5 separate regions of the Mus musculus genome follow, and regions 2, 3, 4 and 5 are each linked to region 1. Evidence: chromatin loops called from intact Hi-C (ENCODE). Cell type or tissue: heart. All regions are shown on one strand. Each heading gives the region's core, and the rest is flanking DNA. Links, peaks and the distances in the headings are about the cores only. Region 1 holds the start of Gm40515 (a long non-coding RNA gene). Region 2 has its middle 23 kb from the start of Gm39321. Region 3 holds the start of Sorl1 (sortilin-related receptor, LDLR class A repeats-containing). Region 4 overlaps Sorl1 (sortilin-related receptor, LDLR class A repeats-containing). Region 5 has its middle 23 kb from the start of 1700063D05Rik.

Region 1 (6,312 bases), core at 883-4,882:
ATTAAAGATGTGCTCCACCATGCCCAGCTTCATTTGGACTTTTAATCTGAAATGAACTACAATCCAGAAATGGAGAGCACAGCTGTGATCCAGATCTTGAGGAATAGTGGCCATGAAAATCTTAGGGCTTGGCATGGTGGTACACATTTTTGATCCCTATAGAGAAAGGCAAGCGAATCTTTGAGTTCAAGGTCAGCCTGGTAGAGAGCAAGTTCAAAGTAGATAAAAGCTTAGGTCCAATCGTGATGGTATACTCCTTTAATCCCAGAACTCAAGGCACGAATCCCAGAACAAAGGCATGCAGATCTCTGAGTTTAAAGTCAATCTACAGAGTAAGTTCCAGGACAGCCAAGCTTAGGCAGTGAGGAAGTTGGAAGAGAGCAAGCTGGTGATAATGTAATAGAACAAAGAGGCCATGTTCCAGCTCCAGTAAGCAACAGAACTCAGCAGTGTAGACAATGTGGCTCTGGCTTTAAAGTCAAGAATAGAAGGGACTACTGGGCCAAGTGATGCTTGTTAGCTGGAACTAAGAACTTAGCAATGATTAAGAAGAGAACAGAATCCCTAGAGTGAAATCTAGGAAGTGTTTTCTGAGAGCCCTAAAAAGCTGTGTTCCAGAGATAGCCAAGGTTGTACCTCGTGTTGCAGCTGGACTTGATAATGTATAAGAATCACCCAGGTGGTACTGGCTTTGACGGCATGAAGGTGTCATGGAGAGCAGCTGAGGCTTGGTACTGTGAGAGGCCATGGAAAGGTCATTGGAGAAGCAGCCTCAGTTGCAGTTGAAGGTCAAGGACTGAAGGGGTCATGCAAAGAAGCTGAGGCTTGGTACCATAAAGGGAACCTATGAGAGGCAACCTAGTTGCAGTGAAAAACCCCAGCCTATTGAAGATGCCAGTATCATGGGAGGACCACCAGGAACAGCAGCAGCATTGGAGTGGAGTCAGCCAGAGCCTAGAGTGCTTCAGAGGGCAGAGCTGGAGAAGTGACCCAAGCCCCTTTGAGACGCCCAGAAGATTGTGTGTGGATGGAACATATTGGAGCAAGAAGCTGTAAAGTTGAAGGGACTTTGGAGACTCCAAGATGCTAGAGATACTACAGCCATGAGATCTCTGCTGAGAAAAGATGCTAGTGAAAGCAGTCCAGTAAAAGAAGTTTGTTGTAGTCAGCGAAGTTGAAAGGAGTTGAATATCTGAAGAATGCTTTGACATCAGACATGGAGATGCAGGGGTTTGAGTTTGCCCAGCTAGATTTGGGTCTTGTTTGGTTTATATTTCCTCACGATGACGTTTTGGAATGGTAATGTATATCCTGTGATGTTTAAGATATGTGATCTGCTTTTTGATTTTGACGTTAGAGTTGATTACACTTAAGTGATTCAGTGACTCTCAGAAAGGACTGAGCTTTTAGCACTGCTTATAGATTATAGATTATAGGGACTTTTGAGGTTGAACTAAATGTTCTTTGCCTTGTGCTGTGTTTGAGTATGGCCTCCATAGACTCCTGTGTTTGAACAAGCCTATGGGCACCAGGGAGTGGAATGTGGTGATTTGTACATGCTTAGCCGAGGGAGTAGCACTTGACGATAATAGACTGAACCTCTGAACCTGTAAGCCAGCCCCAGTTAAATGTTGTCCTTATAAGAATTGCCTGGGTCATGGTGTCTGTTCACAGCAATGGAAACCCTAACTAAGACGAATAGTAATTAGAGGGCAGGTATGTGGGGGCAGGAAAGGGCCTATGGTGGGCCCAGGTGTGGAGCTTGGAGAGTGTGAACTGGAGTTTCAAGGGGGAAAAGCCACAGCAATGCTAGCGAGGTAACCCTATCGGATCACTGATCAATGAGACGTTCTGTAATGTGGAGAGCTGGAAGGTAACCAGTCCAAACCAAACTATCTTGGGTTATCTTTAGCATCTTTAATGTCATTCATTATTTATGTAGTATGGAAACAAACTACTGGCTTAGGATAGGAGTGCCATGAGATTACACAAGTAACCTATAACAGCTTCCCACATTTGGTAAGACCCACCTGTCTGATGCTCCCACCAATGTATTCTAAAAGTTCTTGATTTATAACTTTCTTTGTTCTGTTGCAATAGGAATTTGATAAAACTGTTACCACATCGGGGCACAGTATTTGTGGCAACATGAATCTGTGTTCTTGGACTGTAGTCACTTACATTTAGGTCCAAAATAAGTTCTTTCTTATTCTCTTTGAGGTGGGAGCTAGGAAAGACAACTTCATGTGGTTTGGAAGTGTTCCTTCTTCCTCTTGTCTTCTTTCCCAATCACTCAGTCTTGAAGCCATCAATTAGGACCATGGCAGAAAGACAACAGTGTTAGTAAGAGCCTGGTGTGGGAACCAGAGCCCCCAACATACTGATCAGAGCTTTGGGCTTCATGTTCCATCCCCAGATAAATAAGGATCTTTAAGATACACTTACCTGAAATTTAAAGGAAATGAGTAAGACAGAGTTAGGGATACTGCTTCCACCATGACATCAAAGGATGCCCTCTCTGAGGCTGTAATGTTGAACCTGATTCTTGGGAGGAACAGAGAGGCTCCGTGAGGTGAGGTGGAGACAATTAGAGTGTATCCAGGTCAGGGTTTTGGCATGTTTGAAAAAGATGCTGCCCTGCCATGAGCTCTTCTGGAGCTGGTAAGTTACAGAAATGGGAGGGAGACATTTATAAGGACAAAGATAAGATCAGAAGGTGCACGATAGGTTCAGGCTGCCTGGGATGTAGAACAGTGCATGTAAGACCTGTGTGTGAGGGGAGAAACAGTGCCAGCACAGCTTGATGCTGGCACTACACTGTGGGAGAGGCACAATGCCAGTATCAGTTCATAGTCAAAGCATGTGGTCTGAGCATGGTTCCTGTGTAATCATGGGTGGCTAACCTGCCGCTCCAAGTCTTTGTCTCTGCTTGTCAAAGGAAGAGCGAAATTTTCTATTGTCTATATGAATAAATAATTACAGAGAGTTATTATACAGCTTTGTTTAAAGGTTAGGTCAAGAACACAAGTTTATTCTTGGGGGATAGTCTCTGAAATGTGTTCTTTCCAGTGGGTTTTTCTCCCTCTCTTTTTTGGGGGTCGTATCGGGGGTAGGTTTGGTACTGTTCCTGGCTGAAGCAGAGCAGTTTCTAGGATGAGACTGTAGGTGGCGCAGTTAGACTTTTCTCAGGTTGCAGCCATAAAAGCAAGCGCGTCCACATTTCATGTCTAGACAGAGGACGTGAATGGAATCATAAAACCTTCAGACTGGAGGGTTCCGGAAAGGTCATCTACTCCCTCTCTTGTCTTTAGAAAACCCGACTCCTAAATCAGCTCTCTGCTGCGATCCTTTCAAAGGCTGTTAAAGCTCCCCTGTTCCATGCTTGGCTCATTGACAACAGGCAAACCCACAGAACAACAAATCCCCAAATAAAATCCAACATGCATGTGTGCGCACATTTCGTGGGGACAAGATTGCACCAGTGGGGCTGTAGGACACCAGAATGGCTTTCTCCATAGTCATGGTTGAGTGAAGGATGTCTTTGCTTGGCAAGGAAAATTCTGTTTATCTGAGATGGAGTCTTCCCGATGAGCTCTGGGCAGAGGCAGGGAACATGGACTCCACCGGGCAAGTAACATTCTAAACAGCAGGATTAAGAGCCAGGAGTGAGAGATTAAGAAAATGTCTTCAAGAGCTTCAGAGAGACCCAGGAGGTTTGCAGAAAAACTGGTCTCAATTCTAGAAGGTTAAATGTCTCCATATCTAATTTTGATTTTCCAATACAAATTAACTTACTTTGCTCTTTCTTTCCTTGTGGCTCTAGGGACAGAACCCAGGGACTCACATATGTTAGGCAAGTGCTAAATCTAAGAATTAATGATGCCATATTTAGAAATACAGTAAACATCTTTTTGGATGACGGGAAACTCTTTTCATGATCACCTATCAACCTTAATTCAGGCTTTAGAGTATGCATGTGGCTTCCCAGGAAACCTGAAGGAAAACAAAATATCTAGGAGTTGCCTGAATCAGATGGTAGATATGTGATTTGGTTTGTTTGCTCGTTTGGTTGGTTGGTTGGTTAATTGCTCATCCTGAGTCTTACTGCAGTGTCTCAGCACAGCTGTCTTTGTGAGTTGCAGCTTCTTCCTCCAGGATCTTATAAATTTGCCTAACAGCAGTGAAGGAACAGGTCAGTTTGGAAACAATAGTTAATTAGCAGATAGGAGAGCCCAGGTCCACCCCCACACAGGTCTCAAACACTTAAGCCAGGATAAGAGACTGTCAGTTAGATTCATTCTTTAGCTGAAATCATTTTGCCAACCTAAATATTTATCAAGTGCTGAGCTAGAAGATGGAATCAAGCAGTAAAGACTACATTAAAAGCATATTCAATATTTTAGTAAGTGATATACCGAAGTGCTGTTGGGTCATAGGTCAGCAGGATCTAACACAGCCCGTAGAATGCTCTCCCCAAGGCTCACACAGCTAATACTAAGGGAATGAAGGTGGCAGGCAAGAGGGGTCATCAGCAGAGAGGGAGCAAGACAGAGGGAAGGTCGGAGTTTGAAGTGAGTATAGAACCCTGAAGATACTGAGGGTGATTCAGCTTGGCTGAGTGGCCAAGTTTTGGAAGGCTGGAAAGGAAGGGAGGCTGGAGAACAAGGTGAGGCTGGATTCCAAAGGACTTGGTGGGCTCTGGAAAGAGGTAGTTTTATCGTAGAAAAGGATCATGGGAAGACACTGAAAAGGGTATCTGGGCAGGTGATCAGACTAGATGAAGATATGAGGCTGGGGATACAGATTTGAGAGTAGCAATATGTGGCCATAACCCAGGTAGTGAGCAGAGCTGGGGGACAGGGCCAGGGCCAGCATCTTCAGCAGTCCCTAAGGCCAGGGCCAGCATCTTCAGCAGTCCCTAAGGCCAGGGCCAGCATCTCCAGCAGTCCCTAAGGGCCAAGCAGAAGAAGACTCTATGGTGAATGATGCCAAGATGTAGTCAGAGATGTGAGGAGACAGCGGGATACAGAGCCGAGTGTTAGTAGGGATTAGGTTCAGACAGGATGTGGTGGGAGAACCTCAGAGGATGTTAGTGCCCTGATGGTGGGCTGGGGAGAACAGCTCAGAGACTCGGCCTGAGACATCTTGTCAGCTGAAGACTGAGAGCAATCTCTGAAGAAGGCGTTGGCTGTGGAAGAGAGGAGAAGTGGCTTTCTGATGCCAGGGGAGGCTGGGAGAGAAGTGTGGCCATGTGTGTCTACACCAGCAAGGGTCTGAGAGCCAGCCCATGGTAACTTTCATTTTCTGTGTGAGCATCACAGGTTCTGGGCGGAGCCTTCTCTGCATTAGTCGAGGGACAGCTTGAAACCCTTATTGAAGTGGGTTATTTTAAATAGTATATATGCTGTAGTGTGAGGACTAGAAAATTCCGAAAATGATACTCAGTTTTTGAAATTCAAATATAATTACATCGGTTACCCCCTTTCTTTTTCTTTTCTCCAACACACCCACTCCCCCCAAATGTTATACTTTTGAAACCAATCTTGGCAAACTGAATTCGTGGTTTCGGCAGGATGATATAATTGTATACCTCTCACTGTGAAAGATCCACTCCTGACAGATGATGGCGAGTGTGTTAAAGGTAAGAGTTCAAGTGAAACTGCACATCTTACTCTAATAAACATTTTATGATCAAACCTAATGGTGAGGTGAATTGAAACAAGACCTATTTTTTTTTCTAAAAAAAAAAATCTGAACACTTGAACATAACCACTAATTGCAGAGGAATGATATGAAAATCAGAAAGCCCAATAAACTTTATAGATCCGGATGATAATTAACACAATAACCTGAACTTAATTAGATACTTGTATTAAATGCTGGCAATAAGCGACATGGCTTTCCTCGGAACCCACTTTAAGTGTATACTAAACATCACAGCGTGGTTCAATAAGGACAGACACAAATAGAGCTAATGACGTTTAGAGAAATGGAGCAAGATAAATAAATCACGCAGAATTCATGTGGAGCCTATGGTGGGGGAGGGGAGGACACTGGCAAGCACGCCCTTTCTCCAGTCTCAGCCTCAGCGCAGGATCCAGTGAAACCTGCAGAACTAATGATGCAGGCAGCAGCATCCTCTCCTGTGGAATTGCTTCAGAGAGGAGGAGCCCTTGTCCCCTGAAGAAGGGCCCCTAACGCACCAGGAAGCCTCCTCCAAGGCAGGAGCTAGAGTTCTGCTCACAACAGCTCACACTGTACGTGTGTATGCGTGTGCCTGTGTGTTCTCCACTCCATTGCCATTGTCTCTGC
Region 2 (6,312 bases), core at 1,240-5,239, 76 kb after region 1:
TTTCATTTTGCCCTAAGCTGCACAGATCCCTACGGAATTCATGGTCCCCTCTTTTTTGGAACCTCTCCTGCCCTGAGTTAATTCTGTTGGCTGGGAACAGCTGGAAAGTCCCATGCAAGTCTGGGAATTGTGGTTTTTTATCTTTTCAGCGTGAGAATGCCTTCTGTGACTTACCATGATTCCGACTAGGAAAGTGTAGAAGTTTCTAAGACTGTCTGTTCCTAAATTATTTGTCATAGAAGAAAACCATGATTTAGTGAAGTATATTCCTCTAGTTGCTGCATCTGTAACTGTCTTAGTTAGGGTTTTACTGCTGTGAACAGACACCATGACCAAGGCAACCTCTTATAAGGACAACATTCAATTGGGGCTAGCTTACAGCTTCAGAGAGTCAGTCAATTATCATCAAGGCAGGAACATGGCAGCAACCAGGCAGGCATAGTACAGGAGGAGCTGAGAGTTCTACATCTTCACCTGAAGGTTGCTAGCAGAATACTGGCTCCCAGGCAGCTAGGAAAAGGATATTAAAGCCCACACCCACAAGGCTACAGCCACAAGGCCACACCTACTCCAATAAGGCCACGCCTCCAAACAGTGCCACTCCCTGGGCCAAGCATATACAAAACATCACAGTAACCCTTGTATTACTTTCCAATTTCTTTTTCTATTGTAGCAAATAAAATTCAGGCAGAGAATAGGGAAATGCATGAAACCTAGGAAGTAGCACCTGGATAGCAGCAGGTAGGCCACGCCTCCTAATAGTGCCACTCCCTGGGCCAAGCATACACAAACCATTACAGGAGGTATCCCAACACCTAATTTCAAATTATACTGCAAAGCCATAGTGACAAGAACAGAATGGCATTGGTGTAAAACATAGATCTATAGTCCAATGCAAGAGAGTAGAGGTCCCAGGACCCAGAAGTAACCCTGTGCTTCTAAGGCCATTGGATACTGGACAAAAGTAGAAAAATGTATACTCAACAACTAGATAGTCTTCACCAATAAAAGTTGGGAGAATTCTGATGCCCACATGTAGAGGAATGAAACCAGACCCCTGTTTCTCACTCTTTACAAAAATCAGTTAATACAGACCAAAGACACAGACATAAGACTTAAAACTACTAGAAAAAAAAAAAAAACAAGGTCAACATTTCAAAGTAGAAGTCTAGGAAAGGAATTTTTGAATAAGGCTCCAACAACCCAAGAGGTAATATCAAGGATTGAGTTTTAGGACACTACTAACACCTTCTGCAACACAAAAGGAACAGCAAAGTGAAGAGGCACTGTAGAGAATGTTAGACAAATCTTTATTTATCAGTTGGTCACTGAACAGGGGATTAATATCCAGAACATATACAGAGCTTTACAGAAAACCTCAAGCAACAATGGAACGGATGACATAACCAATAGATGGGAAATTTCCCAAACAGAAGTTTCCTACGGTAGTGTGAATGAGATACCTCATAGGCTCATATGCTTAAATGCTTGGTCCCCAGTTAGTGGAACTGTTTGGAAAGGATTAGGAGACCTGGTATTCTCAAAGTGGGTGTGGCCTGTTTGTAGGAGATGTGTCACTGGGGATGCGCTTGAGGTTTCAAACGCCCATGGCAGGCCCAGTGTCTTTGTCTTTCTGCCTGCAGATGAGGATATAAAGCTCTTAGCTCCTGCTCTAGCACCATGCCTGTCTGCTTCCAGCCATGATGATAATGGACTAAGTCTCTAAAACGGTAAGCAAGTCCCCACTTAAGTGCTTTTTTAATATAAGTATTAAATTAGTCATGGTGTCTCTTGAAACAGTATCTAAGACACTCCCTAAAAAGTGAAGTACAAGTGGCCAGTATATCCCTGAAAATATATTCAACACATTTAGCCACCAGGGAAGTGCAAATCAAAACTATGCTGAGATTCCATTTTAGCTTGGGCAGAGTATCCATCATAACAAAATAAGAAATATAAATGGAAATGGTATAGGAATATATATATATATTATGCATTAATAAAACCCTGGAAATAGAACACTCATGTGATTTAATTACACCAATGTTGTCTATTCAACAGTAACCAACAATTAAGAAGTCTGCCTTCCTGTATTTATTGTAGTTCTATTCATAACAGCCAAGTTGTAGAGTCAGCCTAGGTGCCTACCAATAAATGAGCAGACAAAAAAAAGTATATTATGTATATACAATGAAGTTTTATTCAGCCACAGAGAAGATTAAAATCACATCTTTTGCAGAAAACTGGGTATTAAGTAAAACGAGCCGGATTCATAGAGACAAATAATCAAGTATCTTCTCTATATGAAGACTCTAGATTTTTAAAAAAATGTATGCCTATAATGCTAACACTTGGAGGGCTGAGCATGGCTGTGATTAGGTTAGGTAGATGAGGTGGGACTTGCCCACTGTGGGTAGCACTATTCCCTGTGCTAGGGTCCTAGAATGAATAAAGAGGGAAAGTGAAGTCTGATCACAAACTCAAGGCTAGCCAGAGCTGTACAGGGAGAATCCATCTAAATAAGTAAGTTAACAAACACATAAGTTACATAAGAATGAAGATGGAACTTTTTGAAAAAGGAAAAGGAGCCAGTTGGGGTTGGAAAGTGGAAAAAATTTTGCTGTATGTGATTAGCACTACTCATATTGTCTGGTGGTGGTGGCACGAGTTCCTTGCTACCCTCCCCAATGTTCTAGATCCCCTAATGAAAGACACATATGCAGCCTTATATTTAATATGCATTAATCAGATCAGTGGCTGGGCCACTCCCAAACTTCCATGTTGCTAATACTTCCCCTCCAATACTCCTGAGTTATTACTTACTAAAATCTATATTCCACCTTTGCTACCTTAGACCCAATAGGGGTGCCCCCGGGGCTAATCTTCCTTGGCTCTTACATGATTGGTACTCTGTCTTCTGAAGCTCTCAAGCCTGCATCTTATTCCTTTTCAGTCATGGTGATTCTTCTCTTGGTTCCCCTTTCCTGAAAATCCTAAAGTCCTGCCTCTCTCTCTGCCAGCCTCGGCTGCAGCTACTTTATTTACCAAGAAGAACCCAACAGGGACCCTCAGCATCTTACATAAGGGTTCTTGTGCAATTTTGGGAGCCCAAAGTACCATAATGCAGGCCTTAGACCAAATCCACAACAGGAAAAGTTAATGGAGAAAAACATGATCAAATTAAGTTACAAATACACATGAAAATGTTGCAATGAATCCCACTATTCTGAACAGCAAATACGTGCTATAATAAAAAGATAACCTGTAAGATTTTTACATTCTTACTTCATTTTTGGTACATCTCAGCTGTCAGGAAATATTTCCTTTTGTAAAGAATAAAAAAATCTGCCTTGTAGCAGCACACTTGAAGCAGGAGAACCAATGCCCCTCCTGGTGGTAAGTAACAGCTGCATCTCTCCGTGTAGCTTTTCAGATAACTGCAAGTAACTTTCTACCCACTACCCTTTACCCTGGGATGCTCTAACTTGGCTTGTTTATATTTTCATAGTTTTGCTTAGTATTCCTTTTCTCATTAATAATATATCTAACACAAAGCAAGGCAGGAGGTTATTTTGTTGACTCACAGATAAAGGGTACAGTCCATGATGGTGAGGAAGTCATTGAGGCAGCTGGCCACATTGCATCCACAGACAGAGAGCAGTGAAGGATGCTCTTCAGGCCCCCTTTCCCTGTTTATTCAGCCCAGGACTCGAGCCTATGGCATGATGCTACCCACAGTGGACAGATCTTCTTGCCTCACTAATCTAATCTAGATAAACCCTCACAGCCAGAGAGTGATTTTAACTCCATATAGTTGAACCCCAGTTGTCTTCATATTCTGCATTGTTTCATTTTCTATGCTCTATTGTAAGTTTGTCTGTGTCTCCTGTAACCATTGGAGTGAGCTTAAAAAAAATCTGGCAGTTGTTGCTGTTGGTGATGGTGGTGGTGGCTGTGGCAGCAGCAGCAGCACTAATCATTGTTGTGATGGTTTAGATAAAATTTCATGCAGTCTAAGCTAGCCTCATGTTCAACAATCAATTTCCAAAATCAGAAACAAACAAACAAACAAAAAACCTGGACAGAATTACAGTGGTGGGGGCAAGGGTGGCACAGGCTAAATACGGAAACCAAAGCTTTGGGCCACAATTGAAAAAAGCCATCTGGGTCTTGCTTAAGTAAGAGAATGTTTTCACCAGAAAGCAAAGAACCCCATTCCCTCTCAGTTGTGTTGGAAAAGTACAGAAAAGGGCTCTGATTGGCCAATTGGATCATTGCCTGTCCCTGGGTAAGAAAAAGAAATGTGCCCTTGGAGTACACAGCCGCAGGAGAGGAGCATCTACCTCCCAGAAGGAAAGAATGCTCTACAGACACAAATAAAAATGCCCAGCAGAGGGGCAGGTCAAACTTTGGAGAAAAATGAAGGGGACTATTGTAGAAAAGGAAAGAAAAGTGGAGATAGGTACATGATAACAGAGCTGACTGGACAGCAGTAATTCCAGGAGAAGTATAACCGCCTAAGAGGACAGTTCCCCATGGTCCCCTTCATCCAAAGGCAGACTACCCAAGACCCCCAACAGACACCTGACACTGTAGATGCTACCCAACCTTACACATACTGTCCCCCGCACAAGCCTACAGTTAAAGCTTGATCCATAAACCAAGCACAATCAACAACAATAAGCGATAAACAGGAACATGTGGTGGTGAAGGTGATCCAGCAACACCTTATTGACAAAGGAAGGATGCCCACCTGGGAGAGTAGAACAGCGCAGTGCAAGATGTCAGCGTGCCACACACAACGGCGTGCAATTCATAACCTATGAATTTTTTATTTCCGGAATTTTCCATTTAGTATTTCAGACAGGAGCAGATAACAAGAAACCAAAGCAGAAGAACGGGGCAGTGCTGAGGATAAGCAAAGGCTGTTGGTTCGTTTGGAATGTTAAAAAATATTTATCGTCTCTTGTGTATGGCTTTCTGTAGGATACACACAGTGTATGTGTGTACACACAGTGTATGTGCACATGTGTGTGCATGCAGATTATGTGCATGTGCCCATGTGCACACCTGTATATAGACTCACAGAGAACAGAGAGTATGCAAGGTGTCCTACTGGGTCATCTTCCCTGGCATGCCCTGGAGATGGGAGCTCTCACTGAACCTTGAGTTAGGCTGGCAGCTGCCCTGGCAACTCTCCTGTCCCTACTGGCCCCCAGCACTGTGGGTACAGACTCCTGTGCAGCTGTATTTCCACGGGCCCCGCGATCAGATCTTTACACCTGTGCAGATCCACATGCTAGGCAGTCTCTTCAGCTTGTGTTTTCCTTTCTTCTGAGGAAGACAATTGAGCAACAAGGAAACGTTAAGATGTTGAGTATGTTTTTAAATTGATACCTCCTAAGATGCTTAATAGTTTGTGGATAATTATTTAAATCTTGTTTGTTTCTTTATAGAGAGGGCCCTGATTGGTAACCCTTACTGGTCTGGAATTCATCATGAAGACCAAGCTAATCCCAAGCTAATCTCAAATCCACTCTGCTCCTGCTGCCTCAGACTCCTGAGTCCTGCGATTGCAGCCATGTGCCACCACATTCCTTAGTTTAGTCTATAATACAGTTGAAAGTCAGAATTCCTGATAGATGAACATATGCACGAGAACATATGTTCTGAAAATTAAAATAGAAAGCACTTTGACCATGGTGATAGTGTTAACTGTCAACTTGATAGAATCTAGAATCATGTGGGCAACAGGCCCCTGTTGACATCTCTGTAGTATAATCTTGATTGATGTGGGGAGGTCCACTAACTGTGGGTGGTGTCATTGCCTGGCTAGGATCCTGGACTGAGCAGTATTGTACATTCTTCATTCTCTGATTTCTGATTGTGAATCTGATGTGATCTGCTGGTACAAGCATTTACAGCCTGGATTTTGCCACCATGGTTACCGTATCTTTAAACTGTGAGCCACAGAAAGTCCTCCCTCCCTTGGGTTCCCTTTGCCAATGGTGTATCATGGGAATAGGTAAATAAACTAAGGCTATCAATCATACAATAGTGGAGATGAGCTGGCTGAGGCTGTTGAGTTTTTGAGCCTGGCTGGAAGGTCCTGTGTGTGTCTGGCCTTGGCAGCCAGACAACAGAGCAGGTACTGCAGGCAGGCATGTAAGATGTCTGTCTAATCCACTGTCTTCTTGAGCCCTGGGAAAACTCAAAGGAAGATATTCATTTGTCCAATTAGAGGTGGGCTTTCATTGCAAGCCACCTTAGTGCCCACAGGCCACAGGCAAGGAAACAGCAGCATCCAGGACC
Region 3 (6,312 bases), core at 1,242-5,241, 120 kb after region 1:
ACAGGGAGAGCCTATGTCTGGGTCTTGGGTGTTTTAAGTAAACACTCCACCTGTGAGTTATATCCATGTGAACGTCAGAAGACAACTTGTAGTTTGGTTGTTTGCCCCCACCATCTGGGTCCTAGAGATCAAACTCAGCTCATCCAGCTTGGCCGCAATCGCCTTTTCTGGCTGAGCCAGCTCGTGAGTAATTGGACTTGCTAAGTTTCGTAGGCTTATCTCAAACTCATGATCCTCTTGCCTTCAACGTCCCAGAAATGGGATTATAGACATTAATCTCGCAAGTGCTGGAGTATGGGTGTCTTCCACCATACTCAGCTTTTGCTAGGTGTTTCCTTTATTCATGTATGTATGTGTGGTATGTGCTATCATACATATGTGTGTTTGTATGTTTGTTTATGTGCATGGACACACGAAAGACACATTCATATGTGTGTGTGTGTGTGTGTGTGTGTATACATTCGTGCACAAGTGTGAAAGTGTGGCCCCCATATGGAGATCAGAGGACAACTTGTTGTAGATGTTGGTTCTCTTTCTCCACTACGTGGGTCCTGGGAATTGAACTCTGCTTACTGGGTTTGGCAACAAGCACCGCACCTTTCCCTGCTAAGCTGTCCATGTATAGATCCATGCATATTGATTTTTGTAGTGATGTTGTCCAGCATCATAGCAAGGCCGTGGGTAGGGCAGAGAGGGCTAGAATACATCTTCCCCTTGTCTATGGCCCTGGGGAGATGGAGGAAGTACAAGCTTTTTTACAACCCAGATCTGGTTTTGAAGTTAGGAAAACTACCCCGCTTGGATTGCACAACTCAGCTCTGACTCCTGTTCGGGGTGAACTTGCCCTGTGGCTCTTCCGCTCTCACCTCTCACGCTCTTGTAGGAGTCCCAAAGGTAGAGAATAATCTTACCGACCAGGGAACCCTCCTAACCCCTGCCCCAAAAGCATAAACAAAAGAGAAAAGAAAAAACAAACCCACCAAACCCATGTAGAAACTTGCCACAAGACCAGAACCATCATGCAGACCTCCAACGCTGCCTGCACAGTCCTTTGCTGTGGGGAGTGTCACAGTTTTTTTTTTTTTTTTTTACATACACGAGCTCACTTGCTTGGTACTCTGACTGTTAGCAGAGGTGGGGTAAGAACTAAGTCCTCTATTTTATAGGTGAGAAAACGGAAGCTCCAGGGAGGGCATTCAGCCAAGTCCCCATAGCTAGAATTGGGCCTTTGCCTTAAAAAAATTCAGTGTGCTTTCTTTCTCCTGTGCCCCATGGTTCTGCAGCCCACGGTCTCCCCGAGAGCCGACTATCCACCTAAGAATGGCTTAGAATGTAGATAATGATTAGAGAGGAAGGCATTCGAGGAGTAAATTAACCGTGTTCAAGCATTCTTGCCAGTTTTATAGCATTGAAATTACAAATCCAAATCAAAATGAGCAAGTAGCTGGTCCTGCCCTACTAATCCTTCCACGCAAATTGCCACCTGAAGCTGAAGCCAGCAGTTCACAGGGGCAGACCGCTTTGTCTTCCACACAACAACTAGAAGCCGCTTGGGGTTGTTTTCTGCTGAGAGCCTAACTCATCGAAGATGGTTCTCATTAAAGATAGCCTGACAAACAACCGATGATCAAATCTCATGCAGGGTGTTCTGACTGTAGGCTGTTCCTTTAGTCTTCTCCTGGGAGTCAAAGATGGCAGAGGTGCTGATGGTTCAGTGGCTGTGAGTTAGGTGGCTCAACAATCATCTGAGTTGGGGAGGGAAAGGGTTGTGGGAGGGTGGGAGGCTGCAGAACCTCAGCTGGGGCGGGTTGAGGGAGATGAAGGGATGCTGGCATTCTTTCACAGGTGATAGTCATATTTTGAGCTCATAGTTACAGAGGCTGGGAGGGAAGTCTGTGAGCATGGCGTTGGCACCTTCTCAGCTTCCAGCAAGAGCCGGATGCTGCTTCAGCTCATAGGAGGTCTAGCTGTTTTAGAGATAAAACAAGGAGGGCTCCTTGCTTTATGAGAACTGCTTTAGGCGGAGCTAAAGTTCAACTGCTCTACCCACTGTTCTTGGGAGAACAAACTTACTCCACTGAGAAAGGCCCGGTTCCTCTCAATAGCATAATCAACCCTTAAAGGCACCCACCACAATGGCAATACACTTCAACCCAGGGACAAACCCAGTTCAGATCATGACAGGTTCTGGCGGGTTGCCCAAAGCGGTATAGATTGGAGGGAGGGAGGAACGAAGGAACTAGATTAGGCTAACTAGACTGAAGTTGAATGGCAAGTAAACAAGAGACAGAACCAAGCTCCGGGCTTGCTGAAGTGGCAGAAAGGTGTGTGTGTGTGTGTGTGTGTGTGTGTGTGTGTGTGTGTGTGTGTGTGTGTGTGTGTGTGTGTGTGTGTGTGAGAGAGAGAGAGAGAGAGAGAGAGAGAGAGAGAGAGAGAGAGAGAGAGAGAGAGATCGAGAGAGATCACCTTCCCTTCTCTAAACCAATGGACGGCTTTGAGTCATCCCAATAACCAGGACTGGAGTCTGGAGAGACCTAGGATGAAATACAGGTTAATACTTAACTGCTCCCACCAGCTGGGGGAAAAATGTATAAAAGCGGTTACAATCTGGCTCTTGGAGCTGATTTTAAGGTGCATTGAAAGTGCACCCCGTCTTTGGGCATCTGATTCCTCCAGTACATGAGCAGTCTTTACAGCCTTTACAACTAATGGTGTTTGGTTGAAACACACATCTTAGCTCTGAGAGTGGCTCAATGCTGGAACATCTTAAGGGACCAAAGCAGGAGGCTGGTAGGGCCCTGGGCCATGCCTAGTGTAGTTGTCCAGGTGGAGCAAGTATAGCCTAGGTTTTACTGCTTCTGGGCAGGGTGTTTGTCTGCTATACTCTGCTGGACGCAGGGGCAGTTAGTTCAGCTTGATCAAAGGTAGTTTGAGCTGTAGCCATTTCAAGCGCATTTCTGGTAGTTGAAACCACGTAAGTTTCACAAACCAGCAGGTTCATCTTGACTTACTTTGTTGGTGTGCTAAGGGCCAGTTCTGTGGTTTGCTTTCCATTGGAGGTGAACATGAGGCCAAGGCCCAGGAAGGTGGTTGAGTGGCTGCACAAGGTGCAGAGACTGATGGCAGTTTGGGGCGACCAGGGTACCCCAGGAGCCCATGGAGTAGCTAACTCAACCCGGGGAAATAGAGCACGGCGCCCACGCAACTCTTCACTGCGGTAGGGAGGGCGAGGTGTGCGCGAAGGGGACCACGGTGCCCTCAGGCGGGCGCTCCCTGCCTTGACTTCCCCATCCCAGGGGGCGGGGCCGCAGTCGCAGCGAGCGGAGAAAGTGCGCGAAGGGGGACGCGCTGCGAGCTCACACGTGACGGCACGGCGCCGAGCGAGCGGGACCCGGCGGCGGCGGTGGCCGTGGCTGCGGTGGCGGGCGCAGCGGAGCGGCCCGGGCGGCTTGGAGCCCCGGGAGCGGCGCGCGCGGCCCCGGCCCTGGCCCCGCGCTGTCCCGGCGCGCGCTGCACATTCTCTCCTGGCGGCGGCGCCACCTGCGGGAGCGTTCGCCCGAACATGGCGACACGGAGCAGCAGGAGGGAGTCGAGACTCCCTTTCCTATTCGCCCTGGTCGCGCTGCTACCCCGCGGGGCTCTCGGCGGGGGCTGGACGCAGAGATTGCACGGTGGCCCGGCGCCCTTGCCCCAGGACCGGGGCTTCTTCGTGGTGCAGGGCGACCCGCGCGATCTCCGGCTAGGAACGCACGGGGATGCCCCGGGGGCGAGCCCGGCGGCCAGGAAGCCACTCAGGACCCGGCGGAGCGCTGCTCTGCAGCCCCAGCCTATCCAGGTGTATGGACAGGTGAGCACTTCTGCAAGCCACCTCCTTCCAGCCCCTTTCTCTCCCACCACTTCCTCACCCCCGCACCCATCCTTTGCAGTCGCTTCCCAGGTGCTGGCTCCGCTTGGGGACTTCCCGGCTGGCATGTTTGTTTCATTTCTTTTTCTTCTCCTTTCCCCCTGTACATCACATGAGTACAGCCGTCAGCACTCTGGTCGCATAGATCTTTTTTCTTTTTCCTCCTTTCTGTCGATTTTAGCAGATGTGTTCCAGGTAACTGGAAGGGTGCAGAGCCTCTCTTCCCTAGCCTGTATGCAGACAGACTAGGGTAGTTTCTGGCAGGATTTTGAGGGGTACAGCATAAATTTTACATCTGGATAAAAACGGGCATAACCCCCCTCCCTTCCACCCCAACTCCCGTACCATCCTTTGGCAGCGGGAGCGAGAATCCTGCAGTTGTAAAGCACTTAAGCAGAATTGCAGAGGAGGGCATGCCATGTTTATTCTCATGAACCCCAGTAAAGGTGGGCAACTCTCAAAGCGCTACGAATGCCCCTTGTGTACCCAGTAGACATATGTGTGCGTGTGAGCTCGTGAATATCTGCGTGTAAGGCTGGATTCTCTTCGTTGGGAGTACAGCACATCAATCCGTCCCCTTTCCATCCCAGCCCTTCAAGGTGATGGCTTTATTTTAGATAGAAACTATCTCTTATGACACTTGGGATTTGAGACTACTGCAAGAAATTTGCTGGGCTTAATATTCATTAAAGGATTTATTTCTATCCAGGCAATGGGTTTATTAGGTCATAAGTAACACACATTTCACTCATGGCCCCCACTGACTGCTGGGTTGCCAAGTTGAATTTGTCCCCCTTCGTATCAGCGCTGGTGGAATCAATTTGCCCGTATTATTGTCTACTCAGAGACTCCCAGTCCTTCAGTTAAGATTGACATCAGCAAAACTAGAAGGTCGGTGGGAGAGAAATGGTGGGCCTGATGGAGCTGACCAACACAACCATGTCCCAGAGCGACTGTTGCTTTCTAAAGTACAAATTAAGTGATTAGCTGGGGGTTCTGCCTTTCTTCACTGATTTTGGCTATAGCAAAGTCTTCCTTCAGGCCATACATAGAGTTAAGCAATCAACTCCTGGAGCCAGAAAGCGTCTCATAAAACATGCCACCCTATTGTGTCACCCTATTGTGTCACGTTTTGAGTGAAGAAACCCAAACTGTGACAGGTGCGATGACTGGTCCAAGGTCACGCAGGAAAGGGCTGTGAGCACTGTAGTTCTCTTGCCTGCATGGTCTCACTGACCTTTGGGTGCTGGGAGGTGGGGGGTCACCTTGTCTCTGCTCAGTGCTTCCTAAACATCTCCTTTCTAAAATAAAATGTATATATCGTTATGAAGACAGAGGGGCGGTTGTGTGTGGGTGGGAGTAGCTGACATCTGCCCACCACCAGACCACTTGCCCCTGGGCAGGAATGTATACCAGATGACCTGTAACTGCTTGATGGTGTATGTATGTGCGTGTGCGTCTGTGTGTACGTGGTGTGTGCAGCGCTTAGACTCCTGAAGCCCACCTGCCCTGTTTTGGGCCCAGATCCTTGTGCCCCCCTTTTCATCCCCATCTGAAACTTCCTTTTTGTAATTTGGAAGTCAGCAAGATTGCTCTTGGCAGGCATGGCAGCTTGGAATTGCCGAGGGTGGGTCTCTCCAGCTTGCTGAGCTCTGCTGTGCTCCTGAGAGGGTGGGCTGGGTGTGGGAGGAGTGAGTGTTCAGGTCCCCTCCAGCCTAGCTTTGGTGGACAGAGGCACCTTCTAGTCTCCGTGGCATCCATGCAGGTGCTCTTTATTTCCTCCTTCCTTAGGGTTTGCCCTGTGAAAATCTCCCAGGGATTTATAGCAAGCTAGAGACGAACTCTGTCCTCTTTGGGAGCCTCTCCAAACACTTCCCCCCCACCCCCCGCCCCCTGCGCTTTGCTTTCATGTCTTCAGGCCAGCCAGACTGGTTCCATTGAAGGATGCAGATCCAGCCAACAGTTGGACTCAGAATGAGGCATTCCCACACAACAGTGAGGATCCCTCCTGTACCCGTCCTCACTAGGGCTGCCTTCCTAGGCCCCCATTCCCTATTGCTACAGGTTAAGGAAAAAAATAGCATTACCCTTCCTTGTGGAGGAGTGGACTCAGACAGAAGGAAGACCTAACTTTATGGTATGGGATTTCTGCCACAAGCTCTAACCTGGTGCAGGCCCTTCGGACTACAGGCTCAGGAAGCAGTGACTGAATGGCTTAGGGGCTCTTCTCTGGGTCTCTGGGGTGATGTATGTCTATTTGGAATCACCTCTGTAGCTGAGGTGGCCATATGTGTACCTCGGTTTTTCCTGGGACATACCCAGGTATGAATAGTGCCTCCACCCCCTACCCCCCCAAATGCGGCTGTGTTATTAATCTGTATGCTTGTTTGAACTCTTACCCTGCACCA
Region 4 (6,312 bases), core at 817-4,816, 240 kb after region 1:
CCACTCCCTTTTTTCACGGGGCCACAACCCATGTTCGGAAGATAGTGGGTAAGGGAGAATGGTATCTTGGTTCCTTTTCTTGTGGCAGGATGCACAAGAGAGCCACGTTTAGGAAGAAACGTTTATTTTGGCACACAGTGTAAGGGTGCAGTCTGGCACAGGCAAGGGGATTATGACAACAGTGACCCCAGACAACCACACGCAGAGTCAGGAAGCCGAGAGAAGTGAGTGCGGACCCTCGATTCAGTTTCTCCTTTGTACCCAGTCCATGGCTGCAGCCGGTGGAACACGCCACCCTGACTCAGCATGGGCCTTTCCTGCTCTGCTAAACATTTTTGGAAGGACCATAATCGGCACACCCAGGGGTGTGTTTCCATGACGATTCTGAGTCCAGCTGTATATTGACTGAGATCAGCCGTCATGATGTTCAGTGCTGAGGAGTGTACCTCCCTCTGCCAGTTACAGACCATACCATCATCCTTGGGCTGTCTTCACACTTAAACTATGTCTTTGGTGAAGTGTCATGGTTAGAACTCAGAGTGACCATTCTCAGGGTAGCAGAATAGGTCAGAGAAGTGGGACTTGGGGCCTAAGAAGATGGGGTGCTGTTGAGTTTTCATGTGTTCCTTACCCCTCCTTGGACCCACGAAGATGCCATATGTTCTTCCAGGGAGTCGGACAGGTGCCCTAGGACTTGGCCCTTGGGGAGATAAACATAGATGAATCCTCTAGTTCACACCGGTGCAGTGGAAATGACTGGTGTGTTTGATCTCTACAGAAAACCCCACGGAAGCCCCAAACTGTTCCCGTTACTTTCAGTTCCACTGTGAGAATGGCCACTGCATCCCCAACAGGTGGAAATGTGACAGAGAGAACGACTGTGGGGACTGGTCTGATGAGAAGGATTGTGGAGGTGAGAACCCCAGGTACTGGGGTCAGCCCGAGCCCCACCCAGCCTGGGCAGCAGGACAGCCCTGCCTGGCTGCAGACCCCCACTCTCTCTAGAGTGCCTGGCTTAATCCTTACTCTTTGGCTTTTTGTGATGCTGAGTTCTTCTGTGATCTTTCTTTCTCATTTTGCATGTCTGTACAGATGCTCATGGAGGCCACGGGTCAACCTCCGCTGTCGGCTTTCAGTCTCTTTTCACCTTGGTTTATGAGACAGTGTCTTACTGGGGACCCGGGGCTCACCAATTAGACTTAGCTGGCTGGCCAACAGACTCCAGAGATGCCTGTCTGCCTGTCTTACCCTCCCCCCCCACCCCCACTGTGGACACAAAAGCATGCTCCACTATGCTTAGCATTTTGTATAGGTTCTGGGGATTGAACTCAGGCCCTTGGCCCCGATCCCCACTCTCTGTTTTCCAATCTATGTGATCAGTTTTCACCGTCTCCAAGGCTACCCATTCCTGCTTCTGAAGGGCTGACTGAGGGAGCCCAGAGCCTTGATTCTAACGTTTGCTGTGCAGCCCCCGCCCCCACATTTCTCTGGACTATCTTTGAAATGTCAGAGGACCCCATACCAGTGCACTTCAATATAGTCAGGGGCCCCGGGTTAGAACATGTGCTGCTGTTGCCCTTTGCTTTCTCACCTTGGGCCATTGATGCTTTATCTACAGCCATGCTAGGCCTGGGTGAGAATGGTCCAGCCACCTGGGCCTTCCTTATTGCCTGTCCACCCGCTTCCTCTAGCAGCAGTCAGGAGCCCTTGCAAGAGCAAATGTATACGACTGTTACATTATTGCAAGTGTTGTAGCTTATTAACTCCCCTAAGCAGTGTGGAAAGGCTGCCATCTCTTCAGAAACCCCTTCCATACCCCATATAAATGCTATTTACATGAGCTGATGTTCAAGGCTGTGTCTGACACTGGTCTCCTTGGGCTGGTGCAACAGGGATGTCAACATAGGCTTGGGACACGTTTTTTAATTGGTGATCAATCTTCTACTAACACTTCTACTAACACTCCTTGCTTGTTCTTCCTCAGATTCACATGTTCTACCCTCCCCGACCCCCGGGCCCTCCACGTGTCTGCCCAATTACTTCCACTGCAGCAGCGGGGCCTGTGTGATGGGCACCTGGGTGTGCGACGGCTACAGGGACTGTGCAGATGGCTCTGATGAGGAGGCCTGCCCCTCTCTAGGTGAGTCCTGGCCTTGATGTGCCCAGTTGGCATTTTCTTTCCTGGAGGGGACTCTGGGAGTATTGTGTACCAAGACTGTGTGGCAACCCAAGAGAAGCATCCCAGCTTTTAAACTGCTCTGTGTGTTTCTGGCCAGAAAAGTCCCACTCCCCTGCCTGCCACCCCTGCTTCCCTTACAGTGGGGAATTACAGATGGGGTAATAAGGCAGTGTTTTGTGTGTGTACAAAACTTAGGGGAAAGAATCATTTTTATGCTTGTTGGCTGGCTGGCATTCCCTCTAAAAGAAGGGTGACCACTGCCATCTAGTGGCTGATCACAGAAACAGCGGAAAGGTCTGTACAACCTGATCTTTGAGGTCCACCTTTGAGAAGTCACCTGTCCTGTAGGCAGAACTGGGGTGAGGGGGCCGTGTCTTTCCCTGAACTGCAAGCAGTCCCAAGCTTGCTTTTTGAAAGGAGAATTGACACTTGGTTGGACTGCTTTGCACAGTCCTTTTCAGAGCCCAATCTTAGGTCTGCAGAGATCCTCTTCCTCTGTGCACACCCCAGCACTTCCCTTTTTAAAAGTCACCAGTGGCTTCTTGCTTGGAAAATCAGAGGAGGCCTTACGGTCTAGTGGTGGAAGATGCTGTGACTGCTAAACAAATATCTTAACTTAGGCAGTCATTTTTAACTGGTGGGTTGCTAATTCGTTTTTTAAATTTTGGTTTTTAAAAATCGTAAGTGTATATTCATTGTACAAGATAGTGGGTTTTATTATGATATTCCCATATATGTTTACCATGTGTCTTGGTCACAGCCACCTACATTATTTCTCAACTTGTCACCTTGCCCCTTCTCCCTGTGGTCTTGTAGAAGATCAATTTTTTTAAAAATCCCCCTTATGTGTATGTCAGCGTGTGTGTGTGTATGTGTGTGTGTGTGTGTGTGTGTGTGTGTGTGTGTGTGTGTGTGTGTGTACTCATACCTGTTCACATGTGTGGAGGTCAGAAGACCACCACATCTTTGGTCCTTGCATCCCATCTTGTTTGGGACAGCCAGGGTCTATTGCTGTGTATAGATGCATATGCCAATCTAGCCGACACTTGGGGACTGGGGACTCTCTGTCTTCATCTCATCCTAGGAACCCTGGGATTACTGCAAGGCAAGCACTTTATCCACTGAGCTATCCTCCCAGGCCAGGAGAGCAGTTCCCAACACCCAGCCTTTCCTCTTTCCTTCCTCTTCATTCTTCTTTTCTCCCCCTACCTCTCCCCAGCCCTCTCCTCTGCTCTCCACCGCCCCTTCTCTTCTCTTTGCTCTTCTGCCTCTCCCATTGCTCTGTTCCTATCACCTCTCTTCCTTAGTTACTTTTTAGAGTGAGGCTCTCACTGTGTATCCAGGCTAGCCTCGGAGCGTGTTGTAGCACAGCCTGCAGAGACCGTGTTGGGTGGCTCCTATGCTGCGGTGGCTGAGAACGCCGTAGGAGCATCTCGGCGTGCTTTGTTCAGGCCGTGTTCCTGTGCTTCTTACCCGTTGCTCCTGATGCTCCTGTACGGTTGTCTTTGTGAGGCTGACCACCACTATGTCTCCATGTTTCTCCTTTCTCTTCTTCTCTCTCGTGGTTAATATAGAAAGTTCCTGGGAGAGAATACGTGGAGAGAGATCTGGGGACTGACACGTTTGAAACTGTTTTTGCCCTGTCTTCAGGTTTGATTGATCTGAGCTGGATTTAGGAGACTAGCTTGTCAATTGCTTTGCTTTAGAATTGGAAGGCCTCTGCGGTTGTCCTTTGAGTAGCTTTTAGGAAAGCCATGGCCAACGTGAGCCATTTCATTTTAAGTTTTCTGCTCGCTTATCATATCTCCCGCTTGGCTCCTGTGTTCTGACTTTTTACTAGGCTGTGCTTCGATGTACATCCTTTTCCCATCTAGTGTGGAGATCCACGTGTCGGGGTTTGAGGGATCTTTCCTGGAACTGTTTAGTTAATGGAGCAAGCCTCTCTCTTCTCCTGGTGACCTTGTTGTCTGTCACTGTCTGTTGATTGGATCTCCTCATGCTCTTTTTGTTTTGTTTGTTTGTTTGTTTTGTTTTGTTTTGTTTTGTTTGAACAAAATCCCTCTGTGTAGCCCTGCAATTGGCTGTGTAGAGCAGACCGGGCTCACACTTGTGGTAATCCTCCTACCTCTGTCTCCTGAGTGTCTGGGATTTCAGGCACGAGTCACCACATCTGCATCTGCGATCCTTACTCTTGCCTTTTTGGTTTGTTTCTTTGTTTGTTTGTTTTTTGTGTTTTTTTAAAATCTTTTTTAGCTATAAAGATTTGTATCTTTTCTAACTGCTTTCTGTGACATTTGCCTCACGTCACCAGCTCTTCCTCCGAGTGTCTTCGTTTCTGTTATTCTGGATTCACTTGTTTTTCATGTTTATTATTGTTCCTTTCAGTACTGTCCCCATTTGCATGGAGAATATGTGTATGCCCACGAGCATACTAAAGACATTTGGCGTCGAAGTTTGCGTCTGTGTGTGTTTGGTGGCGAGGTGTGTATGTGTAGGATGCCTGCACAATTTGTGTGCCTGTGGGTGCGCACACAGGGGCCACAGCAGGACATTGGCATTGGGTGTCTTCTCTATCGCTTTCAGCTTCATGCTCTGAAACAGCCCTTCACTGAATCTGCTCTGCTTTGTGACAGGGGTGCTGGGTATTCAGAATCAAGTCCTCAGGGTAGTGGGTCTTAGTCACTGAGCCATCTCCTCAGCCTCCTGACATTTGTTTCCTATAAAGCTGTTTTTCCTCCAAACAATCTTTCTTAGAGCTATGTGTGTGTGTGTGTCTGTGTCTGTGTGTGTGTGTGTGTCTGTGTGTGTGTGTCTGTGTGTGTGTGTGTCTGTGTGTGTGTGTCTATGTGTGTGTGTCTGTGTGCATACTTGTATGTGTGTCTATGTGTCTGTGCATGAGTGTGCATCTGTGTGTAGGTGTGTATGCATACTTGTGTATGTATGAGTGTGTGTGTAAGTGTGTGTGTGCACACTTGTACGTGTGTATGAGTGTGTGTTCATGTATGTACACACTCCTGTGTCTGTGTATGAGTGTGTGTGCACACTTGTGTGTCTGTGTGCATGAGTGTGTATGCATGTGTGTGACTGTGTGTGCACACTTGTGTGTCTGTATATGCATGTGTGTGACTGTGTACGCACTCGTGTATGTGCACATTTGTGTGCGCGCACATGCACATGCATGCATACATGCACACGTTGCATTTTATTTTGTTTTTGAGGCTAAAGGCTTTCCTTAGATAACTCTTTATAGCTACATGTGTTTTAGAACAGGAACTAAAATGCTGAGCACTAATAGGTTCCAAGCACACTACTGAGCATGTCGGCTTTGTGCTTTGTGGCTAGCCTTTAGCTAGGAAACCCCAGGCCTTGGCAAGTTCCTTGTTTATCCATGAAGCTGTCAGTGTACTTAGGCCTCCTGCCTATACTGTAAGGTCTCATGTCAGAGCTCTCGGGAAGTGTCTTGGCTTCTCATTGACTGACTGTAAGTCAGTACCTCTGTTACCAGTAGCTTCTTCTTTCTCAGGTAAGGCTGCTCAGACAGCCCACTTTGATTCTTTACAAACCACAGTCAGCCGGGCTTCTGGCCTACTCAGATATGGGCAGTCGTCTCCTGGGGCTGGGTCCAGAGGGAGATGGTAGCAAGGAGGCTGCTCTGAAACTTCTGACCCTTTTCCGGTCGTCTCTCTCACATGATAGTTGTTGAGCCTCTGGGGGACCCTGTGATGTTGAGCTGGCTGGCTCAGAGCGTTCTCTTCCAATAGCTTCCGGTGGGATGCAGCCCCTCTTCCCTCCACACTCTCAGCACATTGAAAAGTTGAACAGTTGCTCTTATAGGCAAGCTTCCTCCTTACCAAAAAGTAATTTTAAAAATGGCATTTTCCTAGCAAACTCCACTGCCGCCTCCACTCCCACCCAGTTCGGGCAGTGCGACCGATTTGAGTTCGAGTGTCACCAACCAAAGAAATGTATCCCCAACTGGAAGCGCTGTGACGGCCACCAAGATTGCCAAGACGGCCAGGATGAAGCCAACTGCCGTGAGTATCCTCTCGTGGCCATTGAGTCCTGAGTCCCCTTCTTCAGCTTCGTCTTTGGGCAGCTGGTTCCTGTCTGCCTTGGGTAACTTTGTTTACTGA
Region 5 (6,312 bases), core at 1,113-5,112, 1.0 Mb after region 1:
CCCCACATCCTCACCAACACTTACATATGTGTTTAGTAATACCCACCCTAACAGGTGCTAGGTGATGGTTTATTTATGTGTGCACATGGTACACATGAGTTGTCCACTCTTCAGTGTGTGGCTTTAAGACTTCAAGACCCAAACATTCCAAGTTGGATAAAGTAAATCAGACCTGTAATCATAGCACTTAGAAAGAGCTGAGGAAGATGGATTGTGGCACAGTCAAAACCAGTGAGAGCTATGCAGTGCGTCCCAGGCTAGCCTGAGTCATGGAGTAAGACCTTATCTTAAAAAGAGCCATGTGTCTTGTCTTTGCAGAATAAGATGTTTTCCTTATGAGACCAGGATCTACTTTGATGTGTGTTAGATTTAAAAACCTTCTCTATGTGTAATGGGCCTTCTTTATAAATGTGATGACTCCTCTATATGCAAATACTGACTGGTAGTTCTAAAATCAGCATGCGCACACCTAGTAGGGACAAATTAATGTTACTTATGGTTTCTGTTTGTCTTAGCAAAGTAATAGAGAATAGCATTTTGTCCAAATACCTGGGAATAGATTAAGTAAGAAGAATAAATCCAGTAATTAGTTTTGGAGTTGAAAGCAGGGTTGACTTCATTATATAATGGCTTCCAAAGGGAATGGCTGTCTTTCTTTTGAAGTTTGATTAAATGTGTGCCTAGGGAGAATATTCCACTCGGCCCTCCTCAGGGATTCCTTTCCACGGTGTGGTTTCCCTGGGGTACTTGGTACAGTGATCTGCTCTGCTTTCCTTCACAATTGTCCTGAGGCCCTTTGTGTTTTCAAACTGCTCTGCCACTGTTTTGTTCCTTAGGATTCACTTAAAAATGATTCCATGAGGGGATACCGTGAAGCAAGCACAGTTCAAAGGGTTTCTGACGAAACTGTAACAGAGAATTTGAACGTTGGTACATTGATAGGGTGTTTTCAAATTGTCCTTTTAAAAACATAGTCATGTCCAAAATTCAAGCATGCTTGAGAGAACACCAAGCTCAGCTTTCTCTCTTTGGAGACAGGGTACAGTCGACAGATGAAAGCGCACAATGGTCAGATACATTTACATTTCCGATAAACAGTTGGCTTGTTAGCATACATGTCTCAATAACCCCATAAGAAATCTAATTTTAGGAGTTCTGGGTTCTTATTTTCTAAATCTGGTACCTCTGGAACAGGAAGAAGATGTATTAATCACCCCAGAGCTGTGTGAACTGCAAGATAGATAGATAGATAGATAGATAGATAGATAGATAGATAGATAGATAGATAGATACATAGATACATAGATACATAGATACATAGATACATAGATACATAGATAGATACATAGATAGATACATAGATAGATACATAGACAGATACATAGATAGATACATAGATAGATACATAGATAGATACATAGATAGATAAATTGTAATCTTCACCCTTTTAAAAAGTTTTAGAAATTTATTTGAGTCCAGTTACAAGCTGCCCTCTGACCCTTACATGCCAGTCATGGCATGGGAGCACTCATCCACACACAATAAATGTATACGCATGCATATGTGCACATGCCTGCGTGTATGTGTGGTTATGGGTATACTGCGTGCATTCTTGCATGCGTGCATGAGTTGTGTGTGTGCACACACATATGTGTGTCTGTGTGTGTCTGTATGCGTGTGTGTGTGTGTGTGTGTGTGTTTGTGTGCGCACGCGTGTGTGTTCATGCACCTCAGCGCTCATGCGGAAGTCAGAGGACAACTTTCAGAAGTCTTCCGTCCCCTTGAGGCAGGGTCTCCAGTGTAATCTTCCTGGGTTGGAGCACCATCTTCGGAGATAAAATGCTACCTAAACTTAAGATCAGTTTATTGCTAGCTAGATTATACACAGCATCACTCCATCACCCAATATTTACCTGGAGACTAACTGGTATCGGGCAATGGGTGATGGGCAGTGGGTGCTGTATTTAGAGCAAAAAGATCCGAGGTTGAATTTCATCATTGACTGTAGCACCTTCGGCAAATTAATTCCTCAGCGTCTCAGATTCTTTGTCTACGGCAATGGGGATAAGACAGTTATTATAAGAGCCAAATTAGCTAATGTGCACAGAAGCACTCTGCTTTTATGAATGGCTATAAACAGATTATGACTTATTAGAGAGCCACTCTGATCTAGGAGTAGCCCGACCGTCAGATCCCAGCACGTGGGGAGAAGAGAAGGGATAGGGTCAACCTGAGGTATGCAGTGAAACCCAGGGGAAGAGATGGGGAGAAAGTGAAGGAGAGAAGAAAAAGAAGAAGAAAAAGGTGCCGCCAAAAGGTACCCTGGCTTCAGCTCGCCTTGAAGTGGGTTATTGTCGAAGCTGCACAGGGAGGAGCTCTTTCTCCAAATTTTCAAGGGCAGAATTCTTAGCCAGTAACCACAAGTAGTTATTTTACCATCCATTCTCTTTATATTTCAAAAGACTCGGGTTCAAATGTCAGTTCCAAGTCTCTGTTTCTTCTCATAACAAATGGACCAAATGATATTCACTCCACAGGAAGGAGGGCTAAGAAAAATAGAGGCTTACTTGGGGTTTTCTGTCTAGGGATGTGTGTTCTCATCTGTGCTCCTCCTGGAGTGTCCCCTGTAAGCCCCGGGGAGTGGATAGGCTTAAGGAATAGGCCTCAGTTTTCCTTGTCTTTCTTTGCTTAGTGGCTCTAAAATCAGAGCCCAGCAGGAGAGTCGTGGGAGAGGCCTTCTAAGATGGGGTCAGAAACGCTCAAAGCAGTATTACTACCGATCTCCCTGCACTCCCAAGACAATAACCTTCTCTAATCACTACCAGATTCCACATTCGCGCCAGAAAGCAGCAGGGAGCAGTTGCCTTGACCCGCCAGGGCCTCCAGCCCCTCCCCGCCAGACGCAGACTAATGCGATACAGACGTCTCCCTCCCAGCACCGCTCTCCCACCCGCAGTCCCTCTCCAGACGGACATCGCTCTTCCGAAGTCATTTTTTGCAGGTCACCAGGCCACTTTTCCACGAAGCCAGGGAGAAGCCTGCACCTCGGGACTTCCTAGCTACCCAGAGGGTATTGTATTCACTCCTGGCGGAAGCCAACTTCAAAAGGGTATCAGGCGGGGCTTCTCACTCATTTCGATGGTACAACAGTGACCTCCAGTGGCAGAGCCGGGAGACAAAAAAAATCTGCAACGTCTCAGAATATTCCTGTCCTCATAGAAGACAGTCTACAATAGGACACGATTTCTCTTGTAAACAGCGTCTAGGACGACGACGACGGTGATGGACTCCATAGTTGCTGAATCCAAGCAATCCTGCAGAGATAGCCAGTGGCAAGTTTCCAACCCACGATCTGAGCTCCATGGCCTATCATTTATTTAGTACAGCTCCCTCAGCTCTTAATCCACTCCAGACCCCGCCCTGGTGCCCAAGTGGCTTGTGTTAATTCCACTGCTAGAAATGACCTCTTCATCTCTCTGCCTGATAAAATCTTCGTGTGATGATGTCAGATGAGAACATGCCACTTGGGGACACTTTCCAGATCATCCCTCCTAACAGAATTGATTTTGTCTTCAAAACCAAATAGTATCAAGGACGTCAATACTGCTGAATGCATTCGGCTTGAGAAGCAACACGGTACAGCACTGTTGTAGGGACTTCCACTGCTGAGAGTTCTAGGTGAAGGATGGAAGGGTGTGGGAGTGTCAGGCACATCTGCAGCACCATGACACATGCCTGAGGAAATGACATAAGAGAGGAAGGGTTTATTTTGGCCCACAGATTTGTATCTTTCTGTCCACTGTCATTGGTATCTGTTGGTTCCAGTCCAGTGTTTGGTGAGGCAGAACATGAGGGCAAAGAGCAAAGTGGCCCTCCTTGGGACAGATAGGAGATGGGAAGGGACTTAATAAAGACAAAATACATCTCCTAATACATCATTAGAGGCTACTTCCTCCAGTGTGGCCTTCCCTCCTATCTCTACCAACTCCCATCATATTATGAGCTTGTGAATGGACTGATCTACAGATTAGTTCCGAGTCCTCAGGAACCAGTCATCTTCCCTTCGCTCGACTGTTGACTGTCGCGTTGAGAATAGAGCCCTTCACATGTGATCCTTGACAAGGGGCACACTTCATATGCAAATTATAATTACTGAGCTCAGAATGCTGCAGACTAGTGGGGTGTGCACAGGAAAAAACAACTGCCATCGAGTGTAGTAAGGAGTTCCATATTTGTCTCAAGTAAGAGTCATCACTCCAGTCAGGGGGAAGAAATGCAATCAGAGACTGTCTAAATAAATGGAAGGGCTTTGCTTGGGTATTTGGGGGCTGAACGGGAGTTAATGAGGCAGGTAGAATGATTTAAGATGGGGGAAGAAAAGAAAAGATGCTCATTTGGATGTGAAATAACTACCTAGAAGTGATTTCGTTGCGACAAGGGGCAGCCCACGCTGGCTGGATTATCTATCACTGGATGTTTTACAGTCAAGAGATACTAGGCTGGAAGACTACTGAAAGCAGGATTGGGATCTTCCAAACTGTTGGCTATATAACCCAGGGTCATCAATGATTGCTGAACTATAGCATGATTCGGGGAGAATAAGCTCACGCATAAGCTAGAGTGGCTCACAAAACAGGATAAAAATCAAAATCTGGTTTCTGCCCATTAGTGGTTCTCAGATGCACTGGCATACGAATGTATTGGTCAAATCTCATCCACTGGGATGAAGCTAAGTTATTGAGCTGGTGAGCAAACAGGTCAGGCACAGTGCCTCAAGATGGAAGGCAAAACCACAAGAAGGGCAGCTGCCCAGCCTGCAGTGTGGAGACAAATGTCAACGTTGCAGGAAATGAGATGCCCGACGGAAGAGTGGAGATCTCAAACCAAGTCTGTGAACTGCATCTTGCTGAAACACGACTCATTTTCGGTGTCCTCGCTCTTGAGAGGAAGTCCAATGAAGATGCTCAGAAGGTCTGGCTCTGAGATCCAGGGAGGATCAGAGGGACCAAAGGGGCCCCAATCTCCCTTCAAACATATGTTCTGAGCAGCTGGGGAATGACGGTCTGTTTGTTCTTCAGCGTCAGATAATAAATTCTGGCTGAATCTGATGGAATTTAGCCTTTCTGGATAATTTATCATGAATGAAGAATTATATGCCCCCTTGATATATGGTGCAGGAGACACATCGGTGCCTGAGATGAACAGTAACTTAAGTCATGAAGCTATGTATCCATGTGTGTTTATATCTGCACACCCCAGGGTCTCCCTGCACACCGGAAAGGACTACAGTTAATCTACAGCTGGTGGTGCTTGGTGTGGGGAAAGCAGGTGACCTGCTGCAGAAGGTGCAAAACTCCATCCAGGCCGGTAGTGAAAGTCTTCACTGTGGGAATGAAACACAACACAGAGACCTGTCTGCCCACCGATATATTAGAAAGATACATTAGATGCAATATCCATTCCCCATTAGAAACTGAGCTGCCTGAGGGGCCTCACCCAGCACAGCACCTAACTCAGCACTCAATAAACCCTGGCTGAGTCAGAGAAGAATAAGCCCCTCAAGAAGAGGAACTAGGAAGTTCCTGGAGACACCTGGAGGGTGTGCAGAAGAACCAGAGCATTCTGTGGTCCCCAGACACGCCCTTTTATCTTTGCGCCAATACAGTTAATATGGACATTAGAACGAATGGCCATCTGGAAAACAGATAAAGGTGATTTTGGATTCTGGCTGTGCCACTTCATTAGCTTGGGCAATGAATGTCTTAAAGTGTCTGAGGTGCTATTTGGCTCTAGAAGACATCCAGAAGTTCTGTGTATAAAGGTGACCCTTGCTGTCTGCTATAATATTAAAAAGTAAAATAAAATAACATAATTTTTTAAAAACCTGGCCAGCACAACCCCCAGCAAATATCAAATATCGCTATTTCGACAGCAGCACAAGGTACCTTCTCTCAATGGAATCTGAACTACCACTCACTCACCGACAGTTGCAGTGGATGATCTTCACCTGCCAAGCCATCTCACCAACACAGTCTTACCCAGCAAATGCAAGAATCGCATCTCTGGGACATCTCTGGCCTGGCTGGAGAGCTCCTGTGCTGTGGTGAGATTATACAGGTGAATGTTTACAGCCAGCTCAGCAGTGTGGGGCCTGCCCGGGTCTGAAACAGCATCCGTGTAGGGGAATGGCTGTCCCCACTTAGCAGAGGGTTGTTGCTGCAGTCAGTGGAGTCAGAGACAAAGAAGCGCATGTGGCAATTGTACATCATCACAACCAAGACAAAGCATTAGACCTTCAAAGACCTAGACTCC

What was found. A loop is a pair of places that touch in the nucleus more often than their neighbours do. Peaks named below come from ENCODE experiments on the same cell type or tissue, not always from the same donor. Only the 100,000 strongest peaks of a DNase experiment are listed, where the experiment ranks them.
Region 2: it touches region 1 in a loop (4-fold over the local background); 3 of 42 quality-filtered maps call a loop at or near these places.
Region 3: a loop joins it to region 1, with 2.5 times the contacts of the local background. A loop is called at or near these places in 17 of 42 quality-filtered maps.
Region 4: it touches region 1 in a loop (6-fold over the local background); 39 of 42 quality-filtered maps call a loop at or near these places.
Region 5: a loop joins it to region 1, with 3.0 times the contacts of the local background. A loop is called at or near these places in 6 of 42 quality-filtered maps.

Annotation. Positions count from the first base shown.
Region 1 is chr9:42,237,770-42,244,081 of GRCm38, reverse strand. Gm40515 (a long non-coding RNA gene) reads left to right here and starts at 2,454. Exons shown (of 2, transcript XR_870673.1): 1 at 2,454-2,661. In heart, for the core only: a CTCF peak has its summit at 3,155; no DNase peak of the experiment used is centred there; H3K27me3 peaks cover 873 bases.
Region 2 is chr9:42,162,212-42,168,523 of GRCm38, reverse strand. No RefSeq gene overlaps it. Among named protein-coding and RNA genes, the nearest start is that of Gm39321, 23 kb to the right of the region's middle. In heart, for the core only: a CTCF peak has its summit at 3,386; no DNase peak of the experiment used is centred there.
Region 3 is chr9:42,121,364-42,127,675 of GRCm38, reverse strand. Sorl1 (sortilin-related receptor, LDLR class A repeats-containing) reads left to right here and starts at 3,379. Exons shown (of 48, transcript NM_011436.4): 1 at 3,379-3,847. The coding sequence starts at 3,563. In heart, for the core only: a CTCF peak has its summit at 3,555 (motif pointing left); a DNase peak (open chromatin) is centred at 3,335; H3K4me3 peaks cover 1,989 bases; H3K27ac peaks cover 1,398 bases; H3K27me3 peaks cover 1,365 bases.
Region 4 is chr9:41,996,072-42,002,383 of GRCm38, reverse strand. It overlaps Sorl1 (sortilin-related receptor, LDLR class A repeats-containing), which reads left to right. Exons shown (of 48, transcript NM_011436.4): 30 at 779-913; 31 at 1,985-2,140; 32 at 6,064-6,213. Among named protein-coding and RNA genes, the nearest start is that of Gm16214, 23 kb to the left of the region's middle. In heart, for the core only: a CTCF peak has its summit at 2,466 (motif pointing left); no DNase peak of the experiment used is centred there; H3K27me3 peaks cover 254 bases.
Region 5 is chr9:41,225,724-41,232,035 of GRCm38, reverse strand. No RefSeq gene overlaps it. Among named protein-coding and RNA genes, the nearest start is that of 1700063D05Rik, 23 kb to the right of the region's middle. RefSeq lists an enhancer at 1,491-4,134. In heart, for the core only: a CTCF peak has its summit at 3,152 (motif pointing left); a DNase peak (open chromatin) is centred at 2,995; H3K4me3 peaks cover 925 bases; H3K27ac peaks cover 2,106 bases.